Regions from separate parts of the Homo sapiens genome. Here regions 1 and 2 are each linked to region 3. A link is a loop called in an ENCODE intact Hi-C map of the cell type or tissue named here. Cell type or tissue: OCI-LY7. All regions are shown on one strand.

Region 1 (8,000 bases), 140 kb after region 3:
AAATCTCTTTATGCTTCACACATTCTGGTTTGGATCTTTTGATTTTTGTTCTTTAAATCTACTGAATGATAAATTTTCCTTGTCATTTCATAGGAGACCTTCATTATTTTTCTCCTACCATCAGTTTATTTTTTTCTCAGTAAAATTCAGCTCCCTTTTCTTTCTTAGCATTTTAACCTACCTGCTTCATGTGGGATAAAGAAATGCCCCATCTTTCACAGATAAAATAAATCTCCACATAAACGGTGACTGTTTTGTCTTTAGAGACTTTGTCTCCAAAATTTCCCACATGTGCCACAATCTTCTTAAGTTATCATACAGAGAACAACTCCTGCAATCGTGGGAAGTGAGGAGTTTGGAGGGCAACAGGTTGGCAATGGGGCGACTGAGGTGACTGTCTTGAGCAATCACCACGTATGGAGCTAAAGAGTCTACTTCCAGGTTCATTTCTGCCATTAGTCTAAGATTCATTTATTCATGAAACATTTATCAAGTGGCTACTGTGTGTTAGACGCTATGCTAGGGCTAGAGATGCATTACGGATAAGCTGTGGCTCCTGTTCTCAGGGAGCTCATTGTGTAGTATAGGGAAACAAGAAAGTAACAAATATTTACAATTTGTGATGTTTAATGCTTTAGGGAAAGTAACACAAAGCACTATGGGAAAATATGGAGGATCCCTAACCCAATTTTGGGCAGGTGTGAGGGTGGGGATGGTACAGCAAAGGCTTTCTGGAGAAAATGATGCTTGCGCTGAAAGATAAGTCTGGATTGCCCAGACAGACAATAGAATAATGTTCCAGAAAAGGCAAACAGTGCTTGCAAAAGTTCACAGCAATGTGTTATTGGTGAATTATAAGTAATTTAGGGCCAGGTTCAGGACAGGGAAGGAAGTGAAAAATGAACTGAAAAAATGAGCAGATGTTGAGAGGTTTTGCATCAGGTGAGAATTTGTTCTTTATCATCAGGTCCTTCTGCACTAACCCAGGTTAAAAGGATTGATGACAGACAGTGGAAAGAAGAGGGACTTTTGGAGTCAGACAACTTGAGTTTGAAACTTGGTCTTGCCACTAGTTTGTAATCTCGGTCAAAATTTCTTGGCCTCTCTAAGCCCTAGTTGCTTTAGCAATACAAAAGGTAATAATGTGCTCTAAAGGATTATCATTAGGGTTAAATAATACATGTAGCATCAGCACATTGCATGATGCCATGTTAAATCTCAACTATTATAAAACAAATTGCTGTAATCAAGAATATCCACACAGAGCTTTGAGTCACATACTTAAGTGAACACAAACTAGAATCTTGTTACCAGAGAGACATTTGTCTGCCTGAACCTGTTTGGATCTTTTTGTTTTGTTTATTTGGCACTGTGTTTTTAATGGTGGTGTATATTTCACAATTTGGTGCTATATCACTGCTTAATAAATGAGTTATCTAGAGTGAATTATTATGTCTTCAGACTTAATCATGCTTCATTTCCTTCATGCCATAGAATTTTTGAGCTAAAAGAGGTTACAGAACTAATCTCTGGAAGCTGGAGAAAAAGCACAATGTTGGAATAGAAATATGTGCTAAGAGCAAACAAATTGAGTATCCATCAGGAGGGAAATAGTTAAATAAACTTATATTTCTATGCTACGAAATACTATGCACCAGCTAAAAGGAATGAGATTGCTCGCTGTGTACTGACATAGCTAGAGCTCCAAAACCTATTGTCAAATGAAAAGCAGGCTGCATAAAGATATCTTCAAAATGACATTATTTTCATACAAAAATATACACACTTGTATAAGTAACATTATATTACTTCTATATGTGCTTATATATGCTTTCTAGGTTACATGTATATAAACACATAGAAAAACTTGAAGTATATACACTAAAATTATAAGTGGCTATTTATTGTCACTTGAGAAAGTTTGTTGGGGCAAGGGGGTAGTATTCCAAGGAGACATTAGCCTTTCAGAAACATTTAAATTTTTTACAGATAATATACTCTTGCTGTTTGTGTAATTCAACATTTGTTTTCAAAAAAGAAACATGGAAAGAGCAAGGGCTTTGAGGCTGGCTGAAACTGGCTCAAACCCTGGCCTCAGCAGCTTGTTAACTCTATGACTTTTGGGAAAACATGACCCCTCTGTCTCAGTTCCTTCATCAGCAAGATGAGGATAGAGCACCTGTCTTGCAGGTTTGCTGCAACAACTGAAAGTAAACCTCCTTGTACATTATTAGCATTCTGTGCATTAGTGGTTTCTTTCCCCTGTGCTGAATGCAATGGCTTTTTTCTTCTTTCTTTAAAAAAAATTTTTTTTTTTTTACAAAATAGGAAACCAAATACAAAGTGGCTAAGTCACTTCCACAAAGCCATACAGCAGTTTAATGTGAGAGCAAGGGGTATAATCCATGTGTCCCACATTATAATAAAGTCAGCATTACACTCTATGGGGCTTTGGGTTATGATGTGTATATGGCTGTTTATAGTAGTAGTTCCAAAGCTCAGATTCCAGGTGGCAGGTTTATTTGCTGATTTGTCATGCAGAGTACCAGATTCTGGGCTTGGGCAACTGTTGAACAAAACAAACCAAGAAAGGCCAGGCAAGGTGTGTTGGGTAGACCTCCGAGGTTATATCTGGCATGACTGTTCTTTTGACCTTGCTGTCAAGGAAATCTAGCAGTAGATATCAGGGGCCTCACTACAAGAAAAACATTGGTATCAGGCAATAAACTAGTTAGCACGAAAGGATGTGGGGTCAAAAATGGACATCTGACATTCTTTTTGACCACCTAGAATCTGAACCCTCTTCCTATGTTTGGGTAATTTTTCGACTTTATGAGGCAGAGATTGACACCCACTATATTAGTTGAAAATGACAGCTAATTTTCCAGCTGCCTTTGCAGCTAGGATATAGTCAGATGGCCTAGGCTCTAGCAATCAGAAGTACCTTCCTTATCAGAGTCCACTTTCTTTAGAATGACAGGGATTATTTGCAGGCCTATGGTGAGTACCCACCAAGGGCTTTTATTACTAATTTTAACTGAAGCCCTGAATTTTAATTTTAACTGTATTTTAATTCTAAACTATTTCGTGAATGCAAAACAAAGGGGATTTTGCTTTCTGATGCCATTGCATAGGAGCAAGATGCTCTATCAGACTCTATGCAATGGCACTCTGTGCCATTGTATGCAGTTCAATGATCTTTACCCAGATGAAACCACACCGGAGGAGGTTACAACTCCTGCTCCAGGAAAGAAGGTGTATTTCCTGGGAACCTCTAAGAACTGGTTGAACCTGCTGGTTGACTTTCTTGGAAGAATGAATGACTAAGTGAACATTTTCATATTTCTCCCCTTTTTGTGCTTTGTAATTGCTGCTTGTCCAAAGTGCCTGAAGACTCTGCTTTCTGGACTAGGGCATGAGAACTTACTTCAGTGCCTATGTAGGACTGCAAGCTAAGCTGCTGCATCTTAGCCTTTAATAGGCATCCCAACTACTTGTAACATGCTAGAACTGTGTGGCTCCTTTCTGTCCTGCAGAAAAGAAGGACTCATGTCTGACACCTCTGAGGCCTCAGCCTCACCCATTTCCTGTTTCGATACCACTAACACCATCAGTTCTATATTGGCTCCCAGTGGCTTTACATACGTATATCTCACCCCAAGCTGCACCATACGCCTCTCACCTCCCACCCTAGGGAGGTGTTAGTGCTAAGATATGGAAGCCACAGATGCTGCTTATGGCCTACACATGTGAAACCCTGAAGGGCAGGGAGTTAGTATCCCATGAGGTAAACTTTTGATTTTAAAAAGTCAGCTGGTACATAAGTTCTTCCCCTTTTCTCCCTCTAGATGGACTTTTTTGAGATGCAGTTTATGTGACTTCTTGCTGGACGATCCTGTGATTTTTTTCAGTAAGTCTCAGTAGCTTCACACTTGATCATGTGGTCTCATATTGGCTTCCCCTTTCCTCCTTCTCTCCCGTTGTTTTCTCATACCTGGAAATGCATCTCCTAATAGAGTAGAAGTATTATACCATAAGCTCATTGTCTCAGGCTCTGTTTTCTGGGTAACCCAAGCTAAGGCAATACCACATAATTCTATAAACAAAATTAGGCCAGTTTTGCCATCTTTGGGAGTTTTTCCTCACTTGGGAATCCTTTCTGAGTTTTCACTCAGTTATATCCTAAATGTGTGACTTTGGGAAATTTGCTTAAGCTCTCTGACCCTCACATTCTTCAAGATAACATAATAATGATGCTTGTTTCATGAAAGAAGGGATTAAAAGAAGACTGAAGATCACTTAGTACAGTGCCTGACATGTAACAAATGCTCATTAAATGTTATTATTATTATTATAAAATCAATCATATGTGCAACTTGATGAAGCCCTGGGGGATGAAAAAGGGGGGCTCATTGGCAGACAATTTAAGCAGCTTGGAAACGTATGTTGGCATACCTGTGAGCACATATGATAATATTGCATAATGAATCCTCTAAGTTCCATTCTATTGTCAAAAAAATTTGTTTCAGAAATGGAGCTACAACTTATTCCAGAGTTAGACTTTTGTGGCCATGGTGAACACGATCCTTTTAAATAGAGAGAAGGGCCTGGGTAAGTTTAAACTGAATTAGGTTCTCAGTTCTCCCAGGCTTTGACTTTGTCATCTGTCACTTCCCTCTCAAAGGGCTGGCAAAGCCCAGGGCAGTTCAGGATTCTCTCATCTGAAGTTCTGTCCGTCGATTCTGAGGGGAGTCTGGGGCTGCTGACAGTAGATGGCCTGCCTCTCACATCTCACTATTCTTTGATCTCACAGTTACAATTGTGTTGCTTTTGGTTTTTACTTGCTGATGAAGAGTTTTTTATTATTTTTTATATATATATTTTTTATTATACTTTAAGTTCTAGGGTACATGTGCACAAGGTGCAGGTTTGTTACATATGTATACATGTGCCATGTTGGTGTGCTGCACCCATTAATTCATCATTTACATTAGGTATATCTCCTAATGCTATCCCTCCCCCCTCCCCCCACCCCACAACAGGCCCCGGTGTGTGATGTTCCCCTTCCTGTGCCCAAGTGCTCTCATTGTTCAATTCCCACCTATGAGTGAGAACATGCGGTGTTTGGTTTTTTGTCCTTGTGATAGTTTGCTGAGAATGATGGTTTCCGGCTTCATCCATGTCCCTACAAGTTTCAGTAGCTGATTCGATCAGCTGGAAGAAAGGGTATCAGTGATTGAAGATCAAATGAATGAAATGAAGCGAGAAGAGAAGTTTAGAGAAAAAAGAATAAAAAGAAACTAACAAAGCCTCCAAGAAATATGGGACTATGTGAAAAGACCAAATCTACATCTGATTGGTGTACCAGATGTACACCAGATGTGTACCAACTGGGGAGAATGGAACCAAGTTGGAAAACACTCTGCAGGATATTATCCAGGAGAACTTCCCCAACCTAGAAAGGAAGGCCAACATTCAAATTCAGGAAGCACAGAGAACGCCACAAAGATACTCCTCGAGAAGAGCAACTCCAAGATACATAATTGTCAGATTCACCGAAGTTGAAATGAAGGAGAAAATGTTAAGGGCAGCCAGAGAGAAAGGTCGGGTTACCCACAAAGGGAAGCCCATCAGACTAACAGCTAATCTCTCGGCAGAAACTCTCCAAGCCAGAAGAGAGTGGGGGCCAATATTCAACATTCTTAAAGAAAAGAATTTTCAACCCAGAATTTCATATCTAGCCAAACTAAGCTGATGAAGAGTTTTACGTGAATTTAATTTTCTTCTATCTCTGACTGCCAGAGACTTTGGTGTTTGTATTATTCACAGGGAACTAGATAAACTATAACCATTTTTTATTTTTATTTTATTTTTTTGCTGAGTGTAGTTTCTCACAGTAGCGGGAAGCCAGAATGATTTGTACGTTACTAAATCTTGGGCTTTGCTTAACATGTAATTCTATGGCCAGTGAGAACAAGTAAGGTCCTAGTATTTCAGAACTTCTCAAAGGAAATTAACTAGAATGAAAAATTACACTGTTCAGCAACAAAACCTAGCAATTGCTTAATGAATATTCTCAGGAAACAGAATATTGAGCCCTCCTTCAATCTCATTTTTGTCCTCTGAGTCTGGAATTCTTGTTAAATTAACTTTTGGTATGTGTTTCTCTTTGGTAATGTAGCAAGTGCAAAATGTCCCTCGTACTCTATACAAATGTGCAAAGCAGATGTAGTTTCCTTGAGTACCTCTTAATTGATGTTCTCTCCCTGATATTTCCTTAGCCTGCTGGATAACAGAAAACTAAAAACCAAGTTTTAGGCTAAGTGTGGAACCTTGGTCTGGTCCAATCATTTAAAGTCTATTTAGGGAGTTCAATCTCTGGACAGTAACTCACGTAAATGCTAAATGTTTCAGTGCTCTTTTTTTGCTTCTCTCCAAGATGATGTCTAGGGTTGGGGAGTAGTATAGGCAGGGTTTATGCGTCAAGATGGGTGTCCCCAAATCTATGTAGGGCTCTGACCTCATGGCTTCAGATGTACAGTGGCTGGAACAATGGCAGGGCAACCCTTATCTGGTAACTGAGTAAGGTGGGGTAGAAAGGCTTTGCCAATTCAGCAGATTGCAACACAATACCGATGAGTCATTCTTACTCCAGAATTTCTCTTCGGGTTAGCTGAGGCTTTGTTGGATTGCATCACAGTTCAACTTCGCCCCTTGACCAGTCCTGCTTCCTCCCTCTTTTTTTCACAGGTATTACACCCAAACTCTGTCTCAAAAAGCCAACTCACAAAACTCATCAATTCACCTGTCTTCTGCCACTGCCTTCATACCATCCCTACACATTGTGAGGAGCTAACTTTGAAGGCTGTTTCCAAACACTCTTCTTTGGAAGACAAAGTCTTCCTCTGTTCAAAGGATGTATGGCACTATTCCCAGTGCTCTTGTCCTCCTTTTCCCATTTGGGTAATTTTAAAAGCAATCCCTAACCTCTTCTCAGAGCCTGTCATTGAACGAGGACAGGACAGGGACCCTGGCCTCTCACCTCCTTGATTTCTACCTCTCTCTCTTTCTTAGTATTCTCTAAATTCCTCACGTCGGAAGGGAGTAGCCTTTCAGTTTCTCTTCACCTCTTTTCTCTTCTTCATCCTGGACATAGAGTAAAATTCTCTGATCTAATTGACAAGTCTGTCTCTTGATATAATGAAATTAGGTGTTAAATTTCAGAAATCTTTTTCTTTCTCAAAGAAGTCTGATTTCCAAGTCTGTTATCTTATTGCGTATTCAAAAAGCCTATTCGGAATGCCAGAAACTGCAGTCACTGTTTCTGTCTCTCTGCATTTCTGTATGACAATCTTAACCCCTTAATCTTTCTCATAGTTTTGTGGTCCTGCTCTCAAGACAACTTTGTGTTTTAATTTTAGCCAGGATTATAACCAGCCCTAGGTGTAAATACATGTTACACATTTGTTTCTAATTATTCCACACAGGCCTTTACATGAGGTAAGCTGTGCAAAAGAACTCTACATCATTATTTCCTATTTCTCCTCTGTTCTACCCCAGGAAAACCAACCCATCAAGTAGCAGGAGAAAATACACTATATTTTGATATAATCCAATAATGTCAGTCTGATCTATGATCTCTGCAATTTCTGCCTAGATGCCTCAGGTAAATTTTCTGTCTTTCTACTCTTTTTCTACCGGGAAAGAGTTCTACTCTTTTTCCCTGCTCCTGAAGGGAAGAGAAGCTCTACAGGCTTACCTTTAGCTATGGGGAAAGGCAGTTGTCAGGTCCTTGATAATCTCTGCTATGCAGTTGCTGATTTGGATTGCTTTGTGGCCCAATGGTCACTAAGATGTAGCCAGAATGGTCACAGGTTGTGGGGAGACATACCAGCACTAATTATGGGATCTGTGTTTTCTACTATGAGTTTCTGGGGTGGGAGTCTCTGCTCTTTGCTCTAACCCTAGGCTTCTGCTGCCCTCTGGCCTTGGCAGTGCCT
Region 2 (8,000 bases), 360 kb after region 3:
GAGTACCAAAATAGACTTTAATTTCTTTTAAGAATGTTTTGTAGTTTTTATGGTATGTTTTGTATTACTTTTGTTAAACTTACACCTAAGTGTTTTATTCTCTTGGATGCTTCAGAAATGGAGTTATTTTCTTAATTTCATTTTTGGATTGTTCATTGTTATTGTATAGAAATGCAATTAATTTTGGCGTATTGATTTTGTACCCTGCAACCTTGTTGCACTTGTTTACTTAATTATTATAAAACATTACTATTAATAAAATCTTAAGTATTAAACTGCTATGTAAACTGTTGTATATTTTCAAGTCTCCTGTTGACTTATCTTGTATCTAGTTGTTGTATTCATTATTGACATGGAGTATTAAAAGTCTCCCAACCACTGTTGTTGAATTGGCTATTTTCTCTCTTCAGGTGTCAGTTTTTGCTTCATTCATTTCGGTGCTCTTTTGTTAGGTTTATGTGTTTATAATAATCTTTTTAGTGGCTTCTTTAGGATTTTCTTATCTATGATATCATGTAATCTGCAATTAGAGGTAGTTTCACTTCTTCTTTTCCAATCCAGATGCATTCTATTTTTTTTTTTTTTGCCTAATTGTTCTGGCTAGAATCTTTAGTACAGTATGAAATAGAAATGGCAATTCTGTTTAGTGGACAACCTTGTATTATCTCTGATCATATAAGGAAAGCATTCAGACTTTCACCTTTGAGTATATACCTGTGTTTTTGTTTTTTTTTCCATGGATACCTTTTATCAGTTTGAGGATGTTCCTTTCTATTTCTAGTATGTTGAGTGCTTTTATTATGAAGGGCTGTTAGATTTTTTCAGATGCTTTTTTTGGTGCATCTTTTGAGATGATCATGTGGTTGTTCTAATATGTTGTATTACATTATTTTGTTTTTATGATGTTGAACAGTTCTTGAATTTTTGGGATAAATCCAACTGGTCATGTTGTATAATCCCTATTTTGCTGTATTTGTTTTCTGGTATTTTGTTGTGGATCTTTGTGCCTATTTTCTTTCTTTCTTTTTTTTTTTTTTTTTTTTTTTTTTTGAGACGGAGTCTTGTTCTGTTGCCCAGGCTGGAGTGCAGTGGCATGATCTCGGCTCACTGCAACCTCCACCTCCTAGGTTCACGCCATTCTCCTGCCTCGGCCTCCTGAGTAGCTGGGACTACAGGCGCCTGCCACCATGCCCAGCTAATTTTTTTGTATTTTTTAGTAGAGACGGGGTTTCACCATGTTAGCCAGGATGGTCTCAATCTCCTGACCTCGTTGTCCTCCTGCCTCAGCCTCCCAAAGTGCTGGGATTACAGGCGTGAGCTACCACGCCTGGCCAGTTTTTGTGCCTATTTTCATAAGATATATCAGTCTGTAGTTTTCATTTCTTGAGATTTCTTTGATGTTGTTAACTGGATAATAATGGTCTTGTAAAATGAATTAGGAAATGTTCCAGGTTCCAAAACTCTTCTCTGTTTTAGAAGAGTTTGTGAAGAATTGGTATCAGTTTTTCTTAAAATTGGTACAATTCACCAGTGAAGCTGCCTGGGCCTGAGATTTTTTTTTTTTTTTTATGGGAAGTTTTAAAATTACTAATGCAATCTCTTCACTTGTTACAGGTTTATTCAGATTGTCTGTTTCATCCTAAGTCAATTTTGATAGTCTGTGACTTTGTAAGAATTTGTCCCTTCCCTTTAGTTATTTAATTTGTTAGTATTCAGTTCACATTATTTCTTTACGATCCTTGTTATGCCTACCCTACAAAGTTGTAGTAATGTACTGTTTCTTTCCTGTTTTTAGTACTTTGAGTTTTCTTTTTTTTTCTTTTCTTGGTCAGTTTAGCTCAAAGTTTGTCAATCTCTTTATCTTTTTAGATAATAAACTTTAAAAAGTATTTCTCATTTTTTTATTCTCTAGTTCACTTATATCGGCTCTCATCTTTATTATATCCATTGTTTGCTTTTGGTTTAGTTTGCTCATCTTTTTCTAGGTTTTGTTTTGTTTTGTTTTGTTTGAGACGGAGTCTCGCTCTGTCGCCCAGGCTGGAGTGCAATGGCGCAATCTCGGCTCACTGCAAGCTCCACCTCCCAGGTTCACGCCATTCTCCTGCCTCAGCCTCCGAAGTAGCTGGGACTACAGGCGCCCGCCACTACACCCGGTCAATTTTTTTGTATTTTTTAGTGGAGACGGGGTTTCACCGTGTTAGCCACGATGGTCTCGATCTCCTGACCTCGTGATCTGCCTGCCTTGGCCTCCCAAAGTGCTGGGATTATAGGCGTGAGCCACGGCGCCCGGCCTAATTACATAATTATTTTTATCAGTCTGTCAAGTTTGCTAGCAGTGAATTCTGCCAATCCATCTTAATCTCCAAGTTTATTTTGCCTTATTTTTTTTTCCGGTTATTTGTGTTTTTTGCGATGGAGTCTTTCTCTGTTACCCAGGCTGGAGTGCAGTGGTGTGATCTCGGCTCACCGCAACCTCTACCTCCCGGGTTCAAGCACTTCCCCTGCCTCAGCCTCCAGAGTATCTGGGATTACAGGCGCCTGCCACCACACCTGGCTATTTTTGTATTTTTTGTAGAGATGGAGTTTTGCCATGTTGGCCAGGCTGGTCTTGAATTCCTGACCTCAGGTAATCTGTCTACCTCGGCCTCTCAAAGTACTGAGATAACAGGCATGAGCCACCACACCCGGCCTATTTTGCCTTTTTTGAAGGATGGTTTTGCTGGATATAAAATTCTTTATTGACAGTTTTTTCTTCATTGTTTTGAATATGTCATCCTACATCTTTCTGGCCACCATTATTTCTAATGAAAAGTTAGTTGTGACAAGTCACTTTTCTCTTGCTGCTTTCAAGAGTCTTTTTGTCATTGGCTTCCAACGTTTTGTGCTATGATGTTTCTGGGCATGAATCGTTTTGTTTACCCTACTTGGTAACTCTTCTTGGATGTGTAGATTAGTGTTTTTCTTCAATTTCAGAGGTTATCAGCCATTATTTCCTGAAATATTTTTCTGTTCTTTTCTCTCTCCTTTCTTCTTACTCCCATTACACATATGTTGATTCACTTAATAGTATCCTATGCTTTTTTTTCCTGAGGTTTTGTTCACATTTTTTAATTAATTTTTCTCTGAATTGCACAACCCTATGAATCTGTTGTCAAATTTACATTCTCCTTGTTCTCCTGGTTCAGATATGCTTTTGAGCCCCTCTTATTTTTGAGCCTCTGAATTTTTCAGTTCATTTTACTTGTTAACTACATAATATCTCTTTTTTTCTTATCTCTTTCTTAAAGATAAGACATTGTCACATCACACTTTCCTTTACGTCTTTGATCATGATTTCCTTAAATTATTGAATATATTTTTAACGACTGCTTTGAAGTCTTTATTAAGTCTGACATCTTGGCTCTTAAACAGGCAGTTTTCGTTGACTGCTTTTTCACCCTGTGTATGAATTACTTCTATTTATTTGCATGTCATAATTTGTGGGCGAGAGGCTGGACATTTTACATGAACTTTGCAGCATCTCTGGATACTGATCTTTCTTCTCCTTTGTGCTTGTTTGCTTGTTTAATGGCTTGGCTGGGCTTTTTCAATGAAGTTTTATATTTCTTGCCGTGTGAAGTGCCTGATGTCACCCATGAGAGGGTACAGCCTTGGACATGGGCAATTATATTGGGATGACAGTGATTTTAGTAGGACCATTTCCGATTGTCTTTTTCACTTATATATATCTGTTAAAACCTCTGCTTCTGTTGGTGTCACACCCAGATATGATAGCCTTTACTAACTGCTGGTGACTGCTCTTTTGTTATTAACAGTTCTCTGGAGCATAAATTTCTCCACAGTGAGATCAAATTAAATTTTGGCCCCTTTGTAGGGGCATTTTTTTGAGGCTAGTCTTCAGTGTTTGTTATGAACTGCGGAGGTCTGTTCCTAGCTATCTCTCTTCCCAGTTCTCTTTGGTACACTAGCTAGCCCGTGGTTTAACTTGTTCCTGTCTTAGAGCTACCAGCTTCCTTTTAGTTGCTTACTGCCCAAATCTCCATATTTTTGAGGGTACCCTTAGGCTTGAACTTCTCTACACTCTGTCCCAAATAAAGTCTTTTCTTTTTGGGAGGCTTTTAGAGTTCTCTGCTCTTAGGTCTGCTCCTGCTCTGCAGCAGAATCTCTGAGCCACTACCAGTGGGCAGGGTGGTAGCCTCTAGTCTTTTTGGCTTACCTATCCCTGTGTGTAACCACGGTCTTATGAGTGAGATGGGTTGAAGGCAAATGGGGCCCCTGTGTTCTAGGCCTGTCATGTTTACGGTAGAGCCTCTGCCTGTGTTTTGAGGCTGGTGGCAGAAGTGAGGGAGTTGAGTATAAGAAATTCTGTTGGCCTGTCTGTCCTGGAGAGATACTCTAACCCTTGACTGGAAACTAGGCAGGGAGAGAGCCCTGTCTTGACCCCATCTGCCAGGATTAGAAATTTCATTATGCTGAGCGGGCAGAGGGAAGAAAGGGGCAGTGTGGCTCAGATACTATAGATTCTTGCTATTTCTATTGAGATTTAGTAGATTATTTAAAATAAAATAGTTTTTCGTTTGCTGTATTCCCTTAGAACACTCCCCAGAGCACTGAGTTTTTGTTTTCTTTTCAAGCAGTTTTCTCCAATTATGTTTTTTTTCATTGATTGAATTTTGACAATTAAGTCAGTCTTATTTTCTCTGGATAAACCTTACTTGTTCGTAGATCTTTGGGCATTTTATTGAATTTGATTTGCTAATATTTTGTTGAGAATTTTTGCCTTTATATTTATGAGGAATATTGGTCTTTAATTTTTTTTTGTTTGTTATTGTTTTCTTGTTTTTAGTTTTGGTATCAGTAATGCCTCAAAAATGACTTAAGTGTTTTGTGTCCCATTTTCTGGAAAACATGTCAAGTTGGTATTACTTCTTCTTTAAGTGTTTTGGTAGAGTTCACTAGTAAAACTACCAAACCTGGAGTTTCGTTTTGTTTCTTCTCTTCTCTTCTCTTCTCTTCTCTTCTCTTCTCTTCTCTTCTCTTCTCTTTCTTTCTTTTTTCTTTCTTTCTCTCTTTCACTGTGAGTTCATTTGTTTCTGTAGGTGTAAGACTTCAGGTTTTTTGAGGAATAGGTGCATTTCATCTAAGTTGCTGATTTTATTTTTATAGAGTTGTTCTGGTATTATTATCCTTTTAATGCCTGTGGGTTCTATATTTTCTCTTTTATTCCTGATAGTGGTAGTTTCTGACTTTTTTCTTTGTCAGTCTGCCTTAGAGGTACATCAGTTTTGGTGATTTTCCTTTTAAAGAATTAGATTTTCTGTTTTGTTTAATTCTTTTTTTCAATTTCTGTGTTTTTTCCTCTCATCTTTATTTATTATTTTTGTTTACTTTTGGTTTATTTTGTGCCCTTTTTCAAGGTTTTTGAGATGTAAGCTTAGGTGATTGACCTGAGAGCTTTTCAAAGATAAGCACTTGAAATTATAAATTTCCCCTTGAGTACTAATTTGGTTACATCCTACAGATTGTATGTTTTATTTTTGTTTTCAATCAGTTCAAAATATTTCTAAATTTCCCTTTATAATACCTCTATGACCATGGATTACTTAGATATGCACAGTTCAATTTTTATGTATTTGGAGATACTTTCCAGTTTCTCATGTCACTTTTTAGTGTAATTCTCTTATAGTCAGAAAATATTTGTATGAATTCAATTCTTTTAACTTTTTTTTTTTTTTTAAAAGAACTAAGATGCAACTAATTTGATGAATGTTTCATTTTCTCCTTTTAGGAATTTGTAATCTACTGTCGTTGATGTTGTATTATTATTATTATTATTATTTTTCAGACAGAGTTCTCTCTTGTTGCCCAGGCTGGAGTGCAATGGCGCCATCTTGGCTCACCACAACCTCCACCTCTGGGTGGAGGCTGAGGCAGTAGTTCAAGCGGTTCTCCTGCCTCAGCCTCCCCAGTAGCTAGAATTATAGGCATGCACCACCATGCCCAGCTAATTTTGTATTTTTAGCAGAGATGGGGTTTCTCCATGTTGGTCAGACTTGCCTCAAACTCCTGACCTCAGGTGATCCGCCCACCTTGGCCTCCCAAAGTGCTGGGATTACAGGCGTGAGCCACAGCACCCGGCCGTTGAAATTATATTCTATAAATGTCAATTAGATCTAGTTGGTTAATGATGGTGTTCTGTTTTTCTGTATCCTTGCTGACTTTTGTTTACTTGCTTTATAATTACTTAGAGGAGTATTGAAATTTCCAAATGTAATGCTGGAATGGTCAGTTTCTCCTTTCAGGCTTATTAGTTTTTGGTATTTTTAACTTGAAGCTCTGTTGTAAGTGCGTACACATTTAAGGGATATTATGTCTTCCTGGTAAGTTGGCCTTTTTATCATTATTTAACATACATTTCTTAGCCCTGGTAATATTTTTTAATTGCTCTGAAGTGTACTTATTCTGATGGTAAGGTAGCCACTCCAGCTTCTCTTTGTTTACTTTTTGCATGGTATATCTTTTTTCACCTGTATGTTTCCTGTAGACAGCATATAGTCTTTTTTTTGTTTTTTTAACCATTTTGACAATCTCATTCTTTTGGACTATCTATATCTAATATAATTATTGTTCTATTTGGATTTAGATAAACCCTTTGCTTTTTTAAATTTTCTGTTTGTTCCATTTGCTTTTTCACTCATGTGATTGATTCTTCTTTCCTGCCATCTTTTGGATTATCTGACTACTTTTAATATTGCATTTTACTTATTGAGTTTTTTAGTATATTCTTTGTGTATTTTTTTTTAGAGATTACTTTAGGGATTACAATGCACATTCTTAACTTTTCAGAATTTACTTATTATGTCAGTTTCCTGGGGCTCCTATAATAAATTGCCACAAACTGTAGCTTAAAATACCAGAAATTTATTCTTTCATGGTTCTGGAGGTTGGAAGCCCCAAATCTCAAGGTATCATCAGGGCCGTAAATCCTTTGAAGGGTATAGAGAAGAAACCTTCCTTCTAGTTTTGGTGGTTGCCAGCAATCGTGTTCCTTGGCTTATCCCTGCATCACTCCAGTCTCTGCCTCTGTTTTCACATGGTCTTCTTTCTCTTCCCACTGTGTTTCTGTACTTAATCGCTCCTTTCTTTTGTGAAGACACAAGTCATTGGATTTAGGGCCTTCATAAATCCAGTATGACTTCCTGTTAATTTGGTGAGATTTGCAATGACTCTGTGGCCAAATAAGGTGAAATTCAGAGGTCCTGGGGGTTAAGTCTTGAACACATCTTTTTTGAGTACACAACTCACTGCACTGCACTTATATCACTTCAAGTGGAATGTGGAAACCTTGTCAGCATGTAGTTCCCTTTACTCATCCCCTTTTATGTTGTAGTTTCATATGTATTACATTTGTATACTTCAGATACTCGTCACACAGTGAGGTCACTTGCTTTCAACTATCATCATGTTTTAAAGGATTTAAGAGGAAAAGAATAGTCTATCACAGGGATTGCAAACTATGGCTGCAGGCCAAGTCTAGCCTGACATCTGCTTTTTGTAAATAAAGTTTTATTGGAATACTGCCACATTTGTTAGTTTATATATTGTCTCTGGCTGCTTTTGCACTACAATGCAGAATTGATTAGTTACAATGGAGACTGTTAGGCTTGTGAAACTTGAAATATTTTCTATCTGGCCCTTTACAAAGTATTTACTATCTGACCCTTTACGAAAAAGTTTGCCAACTCCTGGTCTGACATGTACACACACATATTTTCCATTTTTTTCCCATTCATTCATAAAACTCTAAGTTTTCTACCGGTATTATTTTCATTTTGTCCAAAGAATCTTCCTTTCTTTATAGCAGGTCTGCTAGCAATGAATTCTCTTAGTTTCTTTCATCCGAAAGTGTCTTTATTTCACCTTTGTTTTTGAAGGATGCTTTTGATCCATGTAGAATTCTGGGTGGACAGTTCTCTCGGTAGCAATTAGCTAGAGTAGAG
Region 3 (8,000 bases):
AATTTATTTATCTTTTCAGAGTGTCAGTGTCAATAAAATGAGGACAATAGTACGTGTCTCATATAATTGCACTGTGAATTATCGCACAACAAATGTAGCTGTTATTATTCTTCCTTCAGTATCCTCTGTGTTTAGGGAATAGTTGATGTATATTAAATATATTTGTATTATCATTTGCTTGTCACTTGTGTATGAAATCATAAATATAAAAGCATTTTGAAACTATAATAGGGCTAGCTAAATGCAAGGTATTTTTATTTATCTGACTTTAGTACACCTGTAATATTTTCTGATATAATGTTCTGATTTTAAATCATGATGATGATGACTATTCCTGGAAAGATAGCCATTTTTAGTTTTCTTCTTTATCATCCACCTAGTATAACTGATCACATTCTTAATTCCAGATAGATGCAATAGAGATTGGATGTTTCAAATCAGGGTATACAGAGCTCCTGCTAGCGGGGAGGCAGAGTGGTTAGGGAAGCCTCCCTGGCTCTCCTGGGCCCCGGAATTACTTGGATATGTCAGAATGTCCCACTCAATACAGGATTCTCTTATGAAAGACTTAGATAATATTCAGTTTGCCTTTGCTCTGAACACTAATGTGATCATCTATTCCTGCTACTGTTACTTTAATTGTAATATATTTATGTATTTTTCCAGGCCTCTAACCCTGGGCAGTTTGAAAATGACAGTGATGCATTGTGGCAGCGAGGACAAGTTCCAGAATCTATTGTCTGTCACGGTCGAGTAGGAATCAACACAGATGCGCCGGACGAAGCCCTGGTTGTCTGTGGCAACATGAAAGTGATGGGGACCATCATGCATCCCTCTGACAGCCGGGCAAAGCAGAATATCCAGGAGGTGAGCACAGATTCAGGCCCTGGGCCCCTCCTCTGACACCCCAGTCAGGTTTGCTGGGTGCTCCTGGCCTCTGACACACCTTGAACCGCACATCTTTACATGTCACCCACTGGTGTGAGATGAACACACTGCTTAAAAATGATGACTGAGCTGCTGGGCATCTCTGCTGAAATTGTAAAGCAGTTCCTCCCTGAGAGAATGGATTTACCTGACAGGAGCAGTGGGCAAAGACAGCATGTCATTGGCCTCACAGGCAGCAAGTCTCAGTTATTTTCCACAGGCCATTGCCCTTCCTTCCATACTTTGTCAGCTTCCAGAGCTTGCCTTTTCCTTTCTGTCTCCCCACTCATCTTCCAAGCACTGTCTCAGTCCAGTTCCTGATCATATTTCTCTTGGATGTCTCCAGCCTCTTCCTTCTAGAGTCCCTGGCACCAACTCTACTGGCCATTATCTTCCCCAGGCATCGTCTTTCTCTAGGAACTCTTGAGAAGCTCCTCCTCCTCATCCCTTACTTGGTCAGTTCATCGCCAAGAGTTCCGGGTGAAGACCTTTTTCCTCCGTGGAGAGGCAGTTACCTAGAGGAAACCAGAAGTCAGGCCTAGATGTCAGGAGATGGCTTCTCCGCTTTGGGCTCTCCCCAGTTACGTGACCCTGGATAAAAAGCTTAATCTCCTTGAACTCAGTGTCTTCAGCTATAAGATGAAAATGGTGCCTGCCTGCCTGCCTGACACCCTTGGCTCTTTTTTATTTTTTAACCAGTTGAACTGAATCATCTTGGAAAGCTACAACTGCTATGTAGACCATAAGGATGAGGATTAAGCTTCCAATCCATCAGCCAGCTACTAACACCTCATTCCAACTTTTCTGCCATTTAATTATTTCCCATGCATTGCTTCTACCACTTCCCCATCATCTCACTCATACTACTTCTCTTGACAGCATTTGTGAAGCTGTGTTTTAAAAGTTCCTTTTCTCTCCTTTCCTTATCCCTTTTTAGCTAATAGAAGTCCTAATCTGTTCACTATTAGCCCCTCTTCCAGACTGCATTCCTTTCTCAGTGCAAATCTGCACTGGTTTTCCTAAACCAGCCAAGGAATGTCCTCCTTTGCTTAGAGGATTCCAAAGAATGGTTGTAATTGTAGACTTTTATACTGATTGTGAAGCTGCGGTTCATATTAGAAGAGCTGTGACCTACTAGCCAGATGGGAATGCAGAGCTAGAGAGTTCTTACATACATTTCCAGATGTCAGTCCTAGATATTGTGACTTTGAACTTTAGAGAGAGATCATCTGTCTGCATTTCAGGTCACACCAACTCAAATTTATCCTTGCAATTGGCTATACAATTCACTACCAAGTCTTACTAAAATGTAAATTGAATATAACAAGTGAGAAAAGTCCTGTACAACCCTTCCTGCTACCACCAGGCATAACACAGAACTTCATTTACAAAAAGTCTTCAAATATTGCTTGTTGGTTTGAAGAAAATATATTGTCTTAAAATAACAAGCTTCTGGAGAACTTCTCACATCCCTTCTAAAAAGCCTTCTCCATCTAAATGAAATGTCACTTCAATCCAGGCTCTAAATGTGAAATTTCTGTATCCCCTTCCTGCTCATGGCAGCATGATAGAATAAAGAAAATCCTGGTCCGTGGTTAGAAGTCTAAGAGTTTAGTCCTGACTCTGGCAACCACCAGCCCAGGAACTTTGGCCGAGAGGCGATCTGTGACTCTGTTTTGTTGTCTGTGAACAGGAAATGCTCATATTCATTTTACCCAGGTTAAGAGATTTTTCTAAACTCATATATGTAAGGTATTTTTTAGCCAGACAAGTCTAAGCAAAGAGAAATTATTTTCTATTTATACAAAATAAAAATTACATGTAATTTATTTATTAAATGATTTCATATTAATAGATTTGTTTTGATAAATCTGTGCACATTTTTGAGATATATATTTGTAGAAATCTTGTCTGTCCCAGTCCACTGTTTATTACAGAGATGAGGGAGATGATGGTAATGTTGATGATGCTGATGACAGATGTGTGAATTTCATCTTCACCTCTTCCTGACTTAGTTTTTGCAACTTTTAAAAAGAGAGCCTTTCTTTCATATACTCTGGGGATCTGACCCTTGGTCAATTTGATGGCATGCATAGGACTGGAAGCAATTTCTTATTCTTTAAGAGTGCATTCTAACCACAGCTGGCTTCTGAATGGATGAGCTGCTACAAAATGTAGTGGTCAAATATGTTACCTAATACTACAATTGGGGAAAATGGATATGGGCTGCTGCTTTGCCCTATGTGTTTCCTCACGCAGGAAACACAGATTTCTTTGTGGATATTAAGAACATGATTATCTACAAAGTCCTGGTGGGGGAGATCTCTGATGCTCACAGGGACACAGATCCAAGACATGGAGAAGATGACGCAGATATGACCGAAACCTCTGCAACTGAGGTCCTGGGCAGAGGAGCAGCTTAACTTGCCCAGCCATTGGCATCGTGTCTACTGATGCGACTGCAGACTGTGGAAGGACATGCAGCTCTGACGGTGGAAACTGAGCAAAACTAGGGGGGAAGGACACGCTGAACACTAAAGGCACATGAAGAACCTCAATGTCAATGCCCAAAAACATGAGGAAGTTGAGAGTTGAATACATCAGTCAAATTCTGTGGTGAAGGCTGAAAAAAGGTAGCAAGATATTAAAAAATTCAAGCCAGAAAAGGGAATCGTTAAGATGAAATGCTCAAAGGCTGTTTTGATTTTCTCCTAACCACAATACCCGTGTGCTAGTGGAAGACAAAAGTAGACATGAAAAAAGCTCAAGAAAGTCAAACATGCAAAGTCTCCCTCTGGGCCAGGAGCCAAACGCAGAAGTTCCTTTGCTCAGGGTGAGCAGGTGTCATTTAAGCTGCTCCTAGTCCAGACTGTGGCTGGGCTGTGGGCCATCACCAGATGACAGATAGCCTTCCCTGAACAGACTGAGTCCCATGGACTGGAAGGTGTTGTCTGTGATGCAATTCTTGAGCTAATGATATATTATAGAAACCTTGGGTGTGAGGCAGCATGATGCTGATGGCTATTTGCATCCATGGTCAAAACTTTCCAAAACTTCTGTGGGCAAGGTCAAAGCAGACACCCAAATTCAGTTTTCAGTTTCTTACTCAACAGGCATTGAAGAGCAAGGCACAGCAGTAAGTGCTGGCCTGGGTAGGGTTCCTGGGAGGATTCAAAGAAGGCACACCCTTTGCCTCAAGTGTTTTCCCTAGGCCAAGTGTACACATAGGGATCATGCAATACAGGCTACTGTTTATATTTAGCTTTGGGAAGACTATAAGTCCAGAAATTAGAAAAGCATTTTGTTTGAGGAACATTGTCATATAAAATGTTTAGGTCTCCAAGTAACCCTCAAAATTTTTCTTGGCTGAAAATCTGTCTAGAGGATGATAGTAGTACCAGAGAACCTAATGCTATGTCTAGCAGTATGTCTTGGGGAATCAAGGATCCAGTTTAGAAACCAGGGACCATTTCCCTCTCTGTAGCCTGGACAGCCTACATGAGGGTACTTTCTCCTCTGCTTTTCATCTGCAACAAAGGAACCAACACTGCCTCTGCTTCCTTCTTTAGCTGGGGCCCTGCAGGTGGGGCAGGAACAAAGGGGAAAATAGGGATTGGGCATAGGACTCACAGGGGCCTATGGCTGAGGAACTGGGTAGGGCCTAGGCAGTGCAAGGCCAGTCCAGGCTGGCTCCTGATTGACCCTCTCTCTTCAATTCTCTTCATGTCAGGGATTGTCTTGCCATTTTAATACCTTCGTTCTTTTATTCCTTCTTTTTTCCATCAAAAATTTTAGGTGCCTATTACATGTCAGACACTTTGCTCGGTACTGTGCAGGTCCTGAGATAAATAAGACTCAAGAATGAAACTTTTACTAAAATTTAAGCTCCAAAAGAGAAACACTCATTGAATCTCCAGTGCTTAGGAGATCATCTGGCACATAGTAGCTACTCAATAGATATTTGTTGACTGAGTGAAGGCGCTCACAGTGATAGATATATGCACAGGGCTATATGAGATTGTGACTGTTCCTTCCAAGTATGACCTGCAAGGCCCTCCCTGCTCTGGCCTTAACCATTCTAGTCCAGTAATGCCAAATTCTGCCTTTGTTCTGCAGATGTCATTCAGGGCATTTGCTGTCTCGGGCCTTGGTTCATGGTGTTCTCTGTGGCTAGCATTCCTGTCTTAGTCTCATCCTTCCCCCTCCCTTCCTATCTTACATCTTTCCCTAACGCTTTAAGTTATCAATGTATTTAACAATTATTAGCTGAGCACCTACAACATGCAAGGAATTGTATTTGAAACTGGTGATATGTTGATGAACCATGACCTTAAACATGTCCTCACTCTCACGGGGTGTATGTGATATAGGAGAAGACAAAGAATGAAGTTGACACAATTAGTTGTCTTGTAATTGTGACTCATGCTATGAAGGAGAACTGGTGCTATGAGCACATAAAGCAGAGGAACTTTGCCTAGACTTGGAGGTCAAGAGATCCTTCTCTGAGAAACAATGCTTACATTGGTGAAGGGGAAGGCAGGGGAATGGGAAGGAAGAGCTTTTGAGTCTGGGAAAACAGCATGAACAAAGGCTGGAAAGTGAAAGGAGCAGAGTTTGTCTGAGGAACTGGAGTAAGCCAAGATCTCAGCTGGGCTTCATCATCGCTAGGAAGCCTTCCTTTACGTGTCCCTGAGAATATTTTCAACACCTCCTCAGAGCTGTAATGATTCTCTGTGCATAATTCCATCATTGTACTATGTTTCTCACATTGTAATATAATCATATATGATTACGTATGTATCTATCAGCTGGGTCTTCCTGTCTAGACCACAAACTTTTAAAAGGCAATTTTTTAAAACTTTTATTTTAAGTTCAGGGGTACAAGTGCAGGTTTGTTACATAGGTAAACTTGTGTCATGGGGGTCTGTTGTACAGATTGTTTCATCACCCAGGTATTAAGCCTAGTACCCATCAGCTGTTTTTCCTGATCCTCTCCCTCCTCCCACCCTCCACCCTCCACCTTCAAAAGGCCCCAGTGTATGTTGCTCCCTTCTATGTGTCCAGGTGTTCTCATCATTTAGCCCTCAGTTATAAGTGAGAACATGCAGTATTTGGTGTTCTGTTCCTGTGTTGGTTTGCTAAGGATAATGGGCTCCAGCTCAAGGCAATTATGTTTTAAGTCCCAACACTTAGTAGTGCATGATATGTTAAAGGTGATTGGTAAATGTTAGTCAAATAAAACAAAGAATGAATGATGGCAGTAAGCTCAGAATTATACTCTGGAATAACTTCCTGAAATAAAGCTAATCCGTTTAGCCAATTAAGCACCAAGCTACCATCTTTCACAACCAGTCCAACTAGTGAAGGGCTGAGAATCCTAAACGATGGTGGAGGGGCTCTACTGCCACCTCAGGGAGTCTGTCAAGGGAGGAGCTGAGGGCCATGACAGTGGTTTTCTTAAAACAACAATAACAAAATATGTTTTTGGTTCCTCTATCACATGGATGAATGCCCAGGCAGTTTACTTTTAATTGCCTCAATAGCTACTCAATAAATATTTGTATTTATTTGTAATTCTATTATGTTCCAAAAGAAAATTTAGGGTACCCACAAAGGGCTACCAACTTTTTTGTCAGATAAAGATATTAAAAAAAAAATTCTGCTATTACTATCATTTACAAAATCTCTCAATTTAAAGAGGAATCCTTTGGATCAAACCCATTTAGCTTTAGGGAAAGTTCACTGTACTCTCTTGATTGTTATCATTTTGCTGGGACCCCGTAGTGACAGTTGGGACAGCCTTTAATGATGTGAGAGCAGTGATTGCACGTAGAGGATGCCCTGCTGGCCGGGGTGATGTGGGGGAGGCATGTCCAGGGGAAGGAGGGTGGCTGGGTCCTGAAGGGCCAGCAGTTGGGTAATCCTGGCTTGGAATCCACTTGAAGAAATTATCTCCAGCAAAATGTCCAAAAGCAATTCAGTGATGTCTCTGGGTCACTCTGGGCATTAATTTGAATAGCAAATATCTATGCGAGTAAAATCTGCTCTTCTTTAATTAAATTAGGTTGACACGAATGAACAGCTGAAAAGAATAGCCCAAATGAGAATTGTTGAATATGACTACAAACCTGAATTTGCATCTGCAATGGGAATAAACACTGCCCATCAAACAGGTACACACACAAATTCCCCTTTTAATTTTGTATTGCCAACTATTAAAATTTTAATTACCTCTTTATTTTGAGGTTATGTGCTATGGCATTTGACAACGCTATGTTGATCTAACTTGTTCTCTGTGAAACTCATAGTCACTAGAACAGGAAAGGTTAAAAAATTTCTGTGTCATTTTTACTCAACACCCCCACTCCTCCACCCCAAGGTACTGGTGGTGTAGGTTGAATATATAGTTTCTTTGCACAGGAGTCCTTTTGCTCATGGGCTGAGGGTTCAGGGACAGATGATGGCTCAACCTATGTGAGGAACGGCATTGGGCAGTCGGGAGGTGGAGGGAGAAGGTGGCAGGGTAAGTGGATCTAGATAAGAGAAGGGGTAAGCAAAGTGATGTTTATACTCCAATCCAGGAAGCCTAAAGAAGGAAGGAATAAAGGAATATTTTAGGGGCAAAGGCTTCCTATAGGAAAAGAAAGGAAATCAAGCCAACGCCCCATCTTTACTTCTATGGACAGGGATTTTAAGGCACTTACCTCCCCCCTGTTGGCCCAGAGTCTCAAAAAAAAAAAAAAAAAAGGAAAAGAAAAAACAGAAAACACTCCCACTTTTAATCCTATAGTGGTTCTTGGCTCAAAATTCCTTCTTTGCTGCAAATGTATTGTAGATCAAAGCAAAAGCTTAGAGAGGATTTTCTCCAGAAAGATCTTTCTTTGAAGATTAAACCTGTGGAGTGTTTTGTATACAGGAATGATTGCCCAGGAGGTGCAAGAAATCCTGCCCAGAGCAGTAAGAGAGGTTGGTGATGTCACCTGCGGAAACGGAGAGACCTTGGAGAACTTCCTCATGGTGGATAAGGTAATCACTGAAAAGATATCAGCTGCTATAAGCTATCAGTCTAGGGA

The links. A loop is a pair of places that touch in the nucleus more often than their neighbours do. Peaks named below come from ENCODE experiments on the same cell type or tissue, not always from the same donor. Only the 100,000 strongest peaks of a DNase experiment are listed, where the experiment ranks them.
Region 1: a loop joins it to region 3, with 4 times the contacts of the local background. A loop is called at or near these places in 8 of 110 quality-filtered maps.
Region 2: it touches region 3 in a loop (8-fold over the local background); 2 of 110 quality-filtered maps call a loop at or near these places.

What each region holds. Positions count from the first base shown.
Region 1 is chr12:70,046,527-70,054,526 of GRCh38, forward strand. No RefSeq gene overlaps it. Among named protein-coding and RNA genes, the nearest start is that of LINC02821, 130 kb to the right of the region's middle. In OCI-LY7, no CTCF peak of the experiment used is centred here; a DNase peak (open chromatin) is centred at 3,625.
Region 2 is chr12:70,260,283-70,268,282 of GRCh38, forward strand. The region is part of intron 1 of CNOT2 (CCR4-NOT transcription complex subunit 2); the gene reads left to right. Among named protein-coding and RNA genes, the nearest start is that of CNOT2, 21 kb to the left of the region's middle. In OCI-LY7, no CTCF peak of the experiment used is centred here; DNase peaks (open chromatin) are centred at 529 and 3,979; H3K4me3 peaks cover 2,191 bases; H3K27ac peaks cover 3,914 bases.
Region 3 is chr12:69,902,978-69,910,977 of GRCh38, forward strand. It overlaps MYRFL (myelin regulatory factor like), which reads left to right. Exons shown (of 25, transcript NM_182530.3): 11 at 667-867; 12 at 6,992-7,100; 13 at 7,844-7,953. Among named protein-coding and RNA genes, the nearest start is that of MYRFL, 82 kb to the left of the region's middle. RefSeq lists an enhancer at 3,345-3,414. In OCI-LY7, no CTCF peak of the experiment used is centred here; a DNase peak (open chromatin) is centred at 3,604; H3K4me3 peaks cover 3,331 bases; H3K27ac peaks cover 5,485 bases.